Linked DNA regions of Homo sapiens: region 2 is linked to region 1. A link is an interaction called in ENCODE POLR2A ChIA-PET data of the cell type or tissue named here. Cell type or tissue: K562. All regions are shown on one strand. Links, peaks and the distances in the headings refer to the core of each region. The heading gives the core; the rest is flanking DNA. Region 1 overlaps SOX5 (SRY-box transcription factor 5). Region 2 overlaps SOX5 (SRY-box transcription factor 5).

Region 1 (5,395 bases), core at 312-5,311:
GTATGTAGAGCAGACATTACTGTGGCTGCCTGAAAGATGAAAAAGATAAAACAGGGAGAGCAAGATGACTTGCCCAAGGGCACAGATTAATATGAAACGGGACTGTGACTACTAAGGTCTTCTGACCCCTTGTTTCATTGTATTTTTTTTTTTCTGATAGAATTCATTAAAGCCAGACAATTAGTTTCTGATTTCAAGTCTTATGAATGCTAATTCACAGATAACTTGGGCCACTCCATTTTGAAAGTTTTAAATTCTCCATTAACAAACTCAGAGAGCATTAGAATTTAGATGCAAACTCTCAGGTGCAAAATGTTCAGAAAGAAACTAAAGTAAAATATCACATACTAGAAATGGAACTGGTTACATGAAAAATTCATTTGGGGCAATATGCGCATACAAAAATATTCATTGTAGCATGGTTTGAAACTGTAAATGCAGTAGAAATACCTAAATGTCCATTAGTGGGGAAACCAAATAAAATACGATGTATCCATCATAAGGAAATATAGAATAATTTACATCTGAAAGTATGGAGGAAGAAGATATCCATAATGTATTTTTCATACATGTAAGTAGTTTGTCATCTATGTAGCATATATCCTCAGGTATATGATATACAGTACATATCGTAAATATACATAGTATATGTATCATATTATGCATATTACAATACACAGGCTATTTTGCTACATATTACACATCTATATCTAAATATTTTTATATAAATATATATAATGGATTCATATTTACATGTATACCTAGCTCTGGAAAAACATGTATAAAATTAATGGTAGTTACACCTGGGTAGTGGGATTATAGGAGTATGTGAGTGAAGGCAGATAACTTTTAGTTTGTTTTCTACAATTCTCCATTGTTTGAGGTTGTTGCAGTCAGAAAGTGCCACCTTTAATATATTAGAAAAAAAATATGAAGGGTATTATGAGCTGACTATAGAGACAGGTTTAAGAAATGTTTGAGTATACTCTTTGAAAATAGAGCCAAAATCAATTATTAGGGAAATAGTACTGTCTGAAAAGTTGCTGTAGTTCTTTCTCGCCTGACTTTTCTCTTTTCATTGTTGGAATGTGGAAATGGAAGCTGGATAAGGTATCTAAGACCATAAGATGTAAGCTACAATTTGTGGAAAGCCGTAAAATCAATAAGAGAGCAAGCCTGAGACTGGATGTCATGGAGTTACCATATAAGCGATGCTTAGATTATTACGGAAGTAAAAAATATTCTTTCATCATGTTTAAGCTAGTACTATTTTGGCCTTTTACAGCAGCTAAACCTGTATCCAAATTAATGCAGCATCCTATTCCACATGACATTTCAAAATCAGGACTTTTTAAGTCCTTACGGAAAATATATATCTATTGTAGAGTTTGAAGCAAAATGTTTTATCTTAGCTTGTTTTACTAAATATTTTTCTTCTTCCATACTTTCCAATCAATCTTATGACATAAGTTTGCCTTCTAGTGGAGTCTTAGAACATGCTTACTGGAGATTTCCGTTGTATTGTATCATGAACTGTTACATTTATTCAGATAAAATAATATATTGTTCTTCTGGGCTTACACTTCAGGTTGATGAACTTAGTCTGTTACTGAGATGAAATTCCATTCTTGCCGTGGCAACAAAAATAAAAACTTAGAAGTCTAAGGGTTAGGCTCAGCTATGACAAACTCATATGGTAATTCCATATTTTGAAGTCTTTTGGCTGACAGCACAGAGTGCCATTAATCACTCTTTCCATCTTATGTTTATACATTGTGAAGGAGGAGACTCATGTTGAAAAGAGAATACTAAGCTGAATGAGCTTTAGGTTTAAAATGAATGACATTCTGATGTTCTTAAATGTTAAAAAGTAAATGACATGGATTAAAAGAAAAGCTAGTTATGGCCTAATAAAATCTGAGAAATTTATCAAAGAAAGAGTCTTTGCTTTTTTGTTTGCTTGTGTGTACGTATTTTGGTGGTGGCAGTGTGCATATGTTGGGGTGGAAGTTGGATTAAATGCTGGTTACTAATATAGATCAGTTATCATCTCACAGTTATAATGATTAAAATCAATTATGTGACAATATTTAATAAATAATAAAGTACAGTATAAGCTATTATTTTTATGTCAAGTTATAATACTGTGATTGCCACAACAAAGACATATCCCTTTTTCAGTAATATAATCTTAAGACAATAATGTCAACTCCATTTTCAATCAAAAGATATATTTTAATGACCTAGAAACACTTTTCTCATGAGAAGTGGAAGATGACTGTCACCACATAATTATGGAATGTTGTATACATTTTTGAACCCAGTTCTCTTTATTTTTCAATCATTTCATATTTTTAAACCACTAATGTAACTACCTCAAAAGGGAACTTAAATGACTGGCCATTCAGGTACCAAAATAATTCAATTCTTTACAAATATAAACATTTACAAAGCTTTACAACTAAATCAGGATCTCCCAAAGTCATCGGTTTATAAACTTCTGGGAAGGCAGAGGAGAGGGGAAGAGCTGGTCACAATAATTCTAACACAAAAAATACAGAAACCAGCTGGGCATGGTGGCTCATGCCTTAATCCTAACACTTTGGGAGGCCAAGATGGGTGGATCACTTGAGGTAGGAGTTCGAAACCAGGCTGGCCAACATGGTGAAACCCCATGTCTGCTAAAAATACAAAAAAATTAGCAAGGCATGGTGGCAGACGCCTGTAATCCCAGCTACTCAGGAGGCTGGGGCAGGAGAATCGCTTGAACTCAGGAGGCGGAGCTTGCAGTGAGCCGAGATCGTGCCATTGCACTCCAGCCTGGGCAACAGAGCGAGACTCCGTCTCAAAAAAATAAAAAATAAAAACAAACAAACAAAAAACAGAAGCCTAAAGACATGATTATATCCTCTTTTCTCTCTGCTTATTTACAAAGAACATACAGTATGGGATCCTGACAACACATTTCCTATTTTGTCAGTTTGATAAAAGCGTACCATGTTGATGGTTTTTAGCTTGTGATTTTTGATTGTTTTAGCACTCATCACCAATAACCTGTATGTCAGCTGACATAGCTGACACCGTTAAATCAGAAATTAGTATGCAGTCTCCTAAAATGCCAGACACGTGAACTCTTTGCATAAGAGATATAATGGAACCCACATGATACTCCCATTAAACAATGAAACATGTGACATTAACTAAAAACAGGAACACATCAGCAAATACGCCTGAGGAAGTTTATGGTATTTAACTCCTAAACATTAATTTTATTGCGGTGTATGAGGAACTAATTAACTGAGAGTTTCCCTTTTTATTGGAAACGGAAATACTGTTCAGAAAACCGATGAAGAGTAAATACAGCATATTTTAAGTTTATTAAGCTTGGCTCATCGACTTCTATTTATTTAAGCTAATCTCATGAGGCAATTAAATATTTCAATCAGTAACTTTATATGGCTATTTAGCACATATCTGAAAAGTTAATCAATGTTTTAAAATGCAGAATGAGGATGTGAATATATTTCTAGTTTTATACAGCCAAAACAGTGACTAACTACATTTTCTAAAACTCATATGATGTTTCTCAACATGAGCTCTAATAAAAGGACAAGTAAAAAACAACAACAGAAAAAGTTTAAAACTGGCCAGGCACGGTGGCTCACACCTGTAATCCCAGCACTTTGGGAGGTGGGTGGATCACGTGAGGGCAGGAGTTTGAAACCAGCCTAGGCAACGTGGCAAAATGCCATCCCTACTAAAAATACAAAAATTAGCTGGGCGTGGTGGTGCATGCCTGTAGTCCCAGCTACTTGGGAGGCTGAGGCAGGAGAATCTCTTGAACCTGGGAGGTGGAGGTTGCAGTGAGCCGAGATCATGCCACTGCACTGGGTGACAGAGTGAGACTGCCTCCAAAAAATGAAAAAAAGAAAAGAAAAAGTTTAAAACTTGGTGATTATAATAAAAACAGGTAAGGCTAAGGTTGTATTAAACCAAGCAAATGTTTTCATCAGCACTTTGCTGCTTTTCTGTAAACAGTTGTTTTCCTCAGTCAGAGGAAGCCTCATTCATGTATGGCAGAGTGAGTTTGATCCTAACTCAAAGAGAGTGAGTGATGAAATGTCATCAAATGCTAGGTGTGATTTTAAAATCCTTTTTTCCTTTCAAAACAAGATCTGTATTTTGCTCGTACTACATTATCTCAGTCTTTATCACTTGTAAATAACATAATAAGACAGGCACAATATTAGGCACCAATTCTTAGATAATCTCGTTTGATCTTTGTAACAATTCCGTAAAATGGATCATGGATCTTATTACACCATTGTGTAGATAAGGAAACTGAAGCTTAATAACTTACATTAGGACAATCGAAACATCAGAATGAGGTAAAATCTGATCCCAAGTCCAGGCTCTCTCCTTCAAAGTACCTCTCTATTTGCAGTTGCCTATTTGAGATTGCATTAATTAAATCAAAACAAATAAACCAAATATTGAATGCTTGAAATCATATTGACAAAGGAATCAATTGGTATAAACAAGTAATTGATTATCTTCATCATACTATACATAGCACTGTTAAGTGGAAAATAAATTTTGTTATAATATTCTGTTCTGTGGTTGGCAGTGTAATAGGTGAAAGACAATAACTTCCAGGTTAAAAAAAAAAAATCACAGTAATTTTTAAAACAACTCTAGGACAAAAGTTTCCAAACTTTCTTTGATTAAGGCACCATTGATGGTTCAATAATTGTTTCATGGGACTCTTAAAAACAAAGGAAATATCCAACTGCTCAATTTTATTTAGTAAAGTCCAAAGAACTTATCTATGATAGTTCACATAGTGTCCAATAGATGCCTCTGTATTTTCTCTAAAATTTTAAAATATCCTGTGCCCCTATGAATTAGCTACACCACCCTGGGAACCTTGGCACACAGTTTGAGAACCATGGCACTAGGCACATGTCAAAATGTTCTTGGTAAATATTCTCTATCTGTAGCTATATTTCATATTCAGTTTGATACTTTGAGCCACTCTTTTATGATCAAGCCAGCTCTTTTATAATTGTTTGTTTTATACTGCATATAGTAAATGGATTATTTTATCGGATTTTGCCAATCATGCGGATTTTTAAAATTTCCACATAAAATATCTTCCTGTTACAATTTGTAAACCATCTAATGGTTACAATTATATTACTGGGAACTTTATACCCATACAGAAAAGACAGGGGCAGAGGACTGCAGTCTCTAGTAATAAAACAATCATCTCTAATTTCTACCTCTAAAATATGTACTCTAAAGAAATAGCAATGATCCTGAACATGGGGTGCAAAGAAGCCATGTGCTGCAGGAAGAGGCCTGGAGTGTGAGTGAGACAAAGTGTTTTTGACTA
Region 2 (5,395 bases), core at 161-5,160, 99 kb before region 1:
TGTTTGGCACTCTGTTAAAGGGAAAGAAAAGGGTTGGACAATGGCAGGAAAGAGGTGGTTGTAATGGACGAGTTTCCAAGTGCCAGACAAACAAAACTAACCTTTACTTACAATCAGCCTATATAGTCTGTGGTAAGGCTTCTTATGAATATGACTCAGAAAGGGTCAAAAATGAAACTACTGTCATTATTGAGTAAATTCTTAATTAAAATATACATGTTATTTACCAAATTTCCATCTTATTTGACAGAAAATTACAAAGAATTTTCACTAAAGCTCAGCAGAAAAAGGAAGACATTTTTCCAGCTATGATTTATAATGACAGATGAATTCATAGCATGCATTATATGTTTATATTCCAGGTACACTGTAGGCAATTAATGTTCAGTGAATAAATTCTCTGCCTTAAGAGATATATGCACACATATGCATGCTTATTTTTGTGAGTGACATCTGTTTTACATAAGAAAAGAAATACAGAAGTTGGTCTTAACATGTATACGGTGTGTATGTGAATATACGTTTATAGATTTAACCTGTTATCAAGCAACGTCTTCTTGTGCACATGCTTCTGTGTCATTCAATTCTTTGTGAACCCCAGACAAGGTATAAGAACCTGGACATGGGCCAGGCACATTGGCTCATGCCTGTCATCCCAGCGCTTTGGGAGGCCAAGGCGGGCGGATCATGAGGTCAGGAGATTGAGACCATCCTGGCGACCATGGTGAAACCTTGCCTCTACTGAAAATACAAAAAAATTAGCCAGGCGTTGTGGCACACGCCTGTAGTCCCAGCTACTAGCGAGGGTGAGGCAGAGGAATCGCTTGAACCCTGGAGGCGGAGCTTGCAGTGAGCCAGGATCGCGCCATTGCACTCCAGCCTGGGTGACAGAGCGAGACTCCGCCTCAAAAAAAAAAAAAAAAGACCCTGGACATGTAAGAGTGGAAGGGCAAAAGATAGATAGATGGTAACAATTATAAGACAAACAAAACAAACCAGTTTCATGAAGGAAATATTTGAGAGCTTTGATGTCATTTTTGTAATATGCCTGTGGCTGACAATCGCCTGTTCCTACCCAGTAGCCATTGCCCTTCTTTCCTTCCCAGCTAACATTACCTTTGATCTGAAGATATCCCCTGATCTCAGAGAAGACAGGATTAGCTCTCTAATTTAGTGGTAAAAAATAATTCATGATCAATTTAAAGTAGTCTCTTTTCCTTTGGCCAGTAATGGTCTTAAAGATGTTCATATAACCCAGTTCTAGCCAATGAGATGTTTGTGGAAGTCAGCTTGAGAAGAGGAATGAAATACCCCCGTATGAATGAAGACTGAAGTTAGCAAAGAGAAAATGACTTCTCCTTCCTGAATCTGCCTGCCTTCGTGGGGATGGGATAGCTGTAGGTGCAGCAACCATTTTGTGACCCAAAGGGAAAAGACAAGAGAATCACAGATTTCAACTCTGATATCAAGTTGATGAACTCATGCCACCAACCTCCTAGTCCTGAGCTTCAATTATGTGATAAAAATGAATCACTACTTTTTTATTTTTTTGAGACGGAGTTCCGCTTTTGTCGCCCAGGCTGGAGTGCAATGGCGTGATCCTGGCTCACCGCAACCTCTGCCTCCCAGGTTCAAGTGATTCTCCTGCCTCAGCCTCTTGAGTAGCTGGGATTACAGGCTTGCGCCACCACACCTGGCTAATTTTGTATTTTTTAGTAGAGACGGGGTTTCTCCGTATTGGTCAGGCTGGTCTCAAACTCCTGACCTCAGGTGATCCGCCTGCCTCAGCCTCCCAAAGTGCTGGGATGAGAGGTGTGAGCCACCGTGCCCGGCCATGAATCACTATCTAAGCTACTACATTCAGGTTTCCTGATACATGTAGCGAAACTCGTTCCTAACAGCTATGACAGTAAAGGCACAGTCTTCCCAGGTTAAGTATATATGGAGTGAGTGACACAAACGGAAAAGCTTCTGGTCTGTTTCTCATTTCGGCTGAGTGCACTGGGCCTCTATTGTATTAAGACTGTCTGGTGGGATCAGGACAACAAAAACTGAGCTTTTTATAATCTCTTATTAATATGGATACTTTCAAACACAAGCTCAAGAATCTGTACTTGACTCTATGAACAAAGTTGTGCCATCTGGGTGGTAATGAAGCAAAGTGTGTTTTTTACAAAACAAAATATGAGAGGCTTCTTTCTGTTCCTTCATACCTGAGAAGCTCACTTTTTCACCCACAACACTAATCTGTGACAAAGCTGTGTGGCAAAAGATAACATTATTTGAATATACAATCAGTCTACAATTAACCAGAGATGACAATTATAAATAACACTGTGTCCCAGAGTTTCCAAGAAACCTGACACATACAGTTCTTGGGTATGATGAAACACTTCCAGGAAAAGTAAAGAAGTTAAAAAAAAATCTCTTAGAAGTCTTCCATTAAAATGTGTTTCGGTAAAAATGACTTTCATGATGTGTTTTGGTACATATCACTGAGAAATCATCAGTCCCTATCTTCACACCTCTAATTGTTTTCACTGTCCAATTACAGCTTTTCAGAATTAAGACCTTCTAGCTGGGATAACCACGTGGCTGGCTATTTGAGATATGAAGAAAAGTTAATGTGTATAAGGCTGTGTACCCAAGAAAACAGATCTCCACCACAAGATTTCAATCATCTGGAGCTCAGGTCATGATATCTTTTATGTTGATGTAAAGCACCCGGCTGAACTTCTTTTCTTTTTTTCCTTTCTCCCAGTTCCTTTCCCTCTTTCTTTCTGCTTTATCTCTCTCACTCCTTACCTTACACATATTTTCTGGGTTTGGGGAGTTAGGAGTGTTATTATTATTATTATTTGAGATGGAGTCTTGCCCTGTCGCCCAGGCTGGAGTACAATGGCGTGATCTCGGCTCACTGCAACCTCCGCCTCCAGGTTCAAGCTATTCTCCTGCCTCAGCCTCCTGAGTAGCTGGGATTACAGGCGTGCACCACCACACCCGGGTAATTTTTTGTATCTTTAGTAGAGACAAGGTTTCACCACGTTGGCCAGGCTGGTCTCGAGCTCCTGACCTCGTGATCCCCCCGCCTCGGCCTCCCAAAGTGCTGGGATTACAGGCGTTTGAGTCACCGTGCCTGGCCGGGAGTATTACTTTAGACAGAAAAAAATGCCCTTCTTTTGGGATTCAAGTGATATAAGATAATAGTGCAAAATGTAAGAGGAATTTATCATATATTTTTTATGTCTTTCACTAAACTCTATGGCAAAATTTCAAACCAATTACTAATCCACATATTTATTGGCCATAGATAATATTGAGTGATTATAAAACTCTAATAAAAAGATAAGTATTAGAAAAATAACACTATATGCATAGATATGTGGTTTATATGAGAGAAAACATATCTACCTTTGTCAACTCAAGGATGTAACTGATTTGACATGCTAAGCAATATGGAGTCTTTATTCAATTCCTATAGGTGGGCTCACACACATAAATATGTAATGAGTAGCAGTCAGATAATAATTTGATCCAAACTGTAAGTTCTATAAAGGCAGAGCTCATATTTTCTGGTTTAATACAATACCTCCAGTACCTACCACCGTCTCTAATACATAGCATGTGCTAATGTTGAATAATTACTAATTAAAAGATGTAAGTGTGACATTATTATCTCATTTTCATGATGTACACAGACATAGATTGATCATTAATATTCTAGAAATGACACCCAAGTTATTTCAACAGGAAAAGTCAACCACAAACTAGAGTAATACCTGCTTCAAAGAGTTTCAATAATCTCAATTTCATTTTCAGGTGTCAGAGTAACATAAGGGATGAGATAATTCAGATCCGTTGATTGAGGTTTCCTTTTATATTACAAGAGTTTGCCATACTACTACAATGATGAAACTACTTCATTTTCATAATTTAAGTTTTTCACTTAAAAACTCCTAAATTATAAGACCATAGTTCAAGATGTAACTCAACTGCATTGAAAGTACATGATGAAGAGATTCAGGAATGATGATCATCTTGAGAACAGAGACATCTTAACTGTCCAACAGGTTTTGGAAGGTATTATTTCAAAAATGGATTTTTTTAAAGTTGTTATAACTGTACAAAAGAGAAAGGAAAATTGAAGCAGTAGCTATCAACGGAGGCAACTCTCACTCCTGCAACCCAAGTAGGAGGTGCTAATCAGAGAAATAAAGTATGACTGTGGAGATGGAACGAGAAGTGGCAATAAGGTCCCCTAACAATGGACAAGTATGGAATAAAGTGAATGCAGATGGTTCCACTCCTGTTACTTAATCAAAAGGCTGTGCAGAGTCACTGAAGCCAGCATAAAGTCATGTGTTAGAACAACAGCTGATCTGTATTAGAGAAGATTAACTCACAGTGCCATGGTGGAAGGCCTAGGATTATTTTATGTACTTCCATTGCCTTACAAGCCGTCAGCGCAATTATTGCCCTCCGATGTGAATGACTGATCTGTAACCACAGCTAAACAGCACGCTGCTTAGGGGCCTAGGAGCTTCATGAAGATGAATTTCCATACCATCAAAGTACTTTTAATGGGCTCCCTGATCCAACCACAAGGCCTGCTTTGCAAGTATATAGAACTCAGGATGAAGGCTTCCTGTCCAAAAGGATTTGGTCGGTTGTCACTTGACAATTCCCAGCCAGCACTGGGGAAGAGAAGGGGGAGATAGGTAGAGTTGTCTCTGCTTTGGAGGATTAAAAAAAAAAAAAAAAAGGGTACAGATGCTTGCTGAATGCAACCAACTGCTGTATCCACAGCTGAATTCAATGCGCTTAACAAATAACGGCAATTTAGCTATGCTTGCGAGGAATAGCTTGAGTCACTTTGCATTAGCATCTGGCTGAGTGTTAAACTCATTTCTACGTGGGGAGCAGAGAAAAGGAATTTCTGTTCAAGCATCCTTTCAAGAATGTTTAAATATTTGAATATAAATTCCTTTATGCTTGCTATCATTCCTTCTTAGAACTGTCACTTTGCTTTCCCCCTTCCTTTTGGTGCTTAGCTATAAAAATGTGCCCTTCTCAGGACACCAATGTCATACGTCTTATGTTGTAACACTGCAAGGGATGTATACTGAGCTATCCTTTGCTCTCTCCCCTGGACACACGATAGAATTGAAATCGTTTCTCCATCCTTAATTTTTATCATATTAGGACCAGGGAAAGAGCAGTTGTGGCAGGATCACCCATACATTTCACCTTCCCTATGCAGATTGCCAGCTTCTTAGTGATTATACATCAAACTCCACATAAAACCTTGGAAACTAGAAAGCTATCCAAATTAGCAATCTGCTCATTCTGGACAAGTCTGTTTGACTCATAAGCTTCCCATTATGATTAACTTTCC

What was found. Peaks named below come from ENCODE experiments on the same cell type or tissue, not always from the same donor. Only the 100,000 strongest peaks of a DNase experiment are listed, where the experiment ranks them.
Region 2: POLR2A ChIA-PET joins it to region 1 with 6 read pairs; 2 of 35 experiments call an interaction of 5 or more read pairs at or near these places.

The regions. Positions count from the first base shown.
Region 1 is chr12:23,656,046-23,661,440 of GRCh38, forward strand. All of the region lies in intron 7 of SOX5 (SRY-box transcription factor 5), which reads right to left. Among named protein-coding and RNA genes, the nearest start is that of SOX5, 290 kb to the right of the region's middle. In K562, for the core only: no CTCF peak of the experiment used is centred there; no DNase peak of the experiment used is centred there.
Region 2 is chr12:23,557,069-23,562,463 of GRCh38, forward strand. The region is part of intron 11 of SOX5 (SRY-box transcription factor 5); the gene reads right to left. Among named protein-coding and RNA genes, the nearest start is that of SOX5, 390 kb to the right of the region's middle. In K562, for the core only: no CTCF peak of the experiment used is centred there; a DNase peak (open chromatin) is centred at 2,533.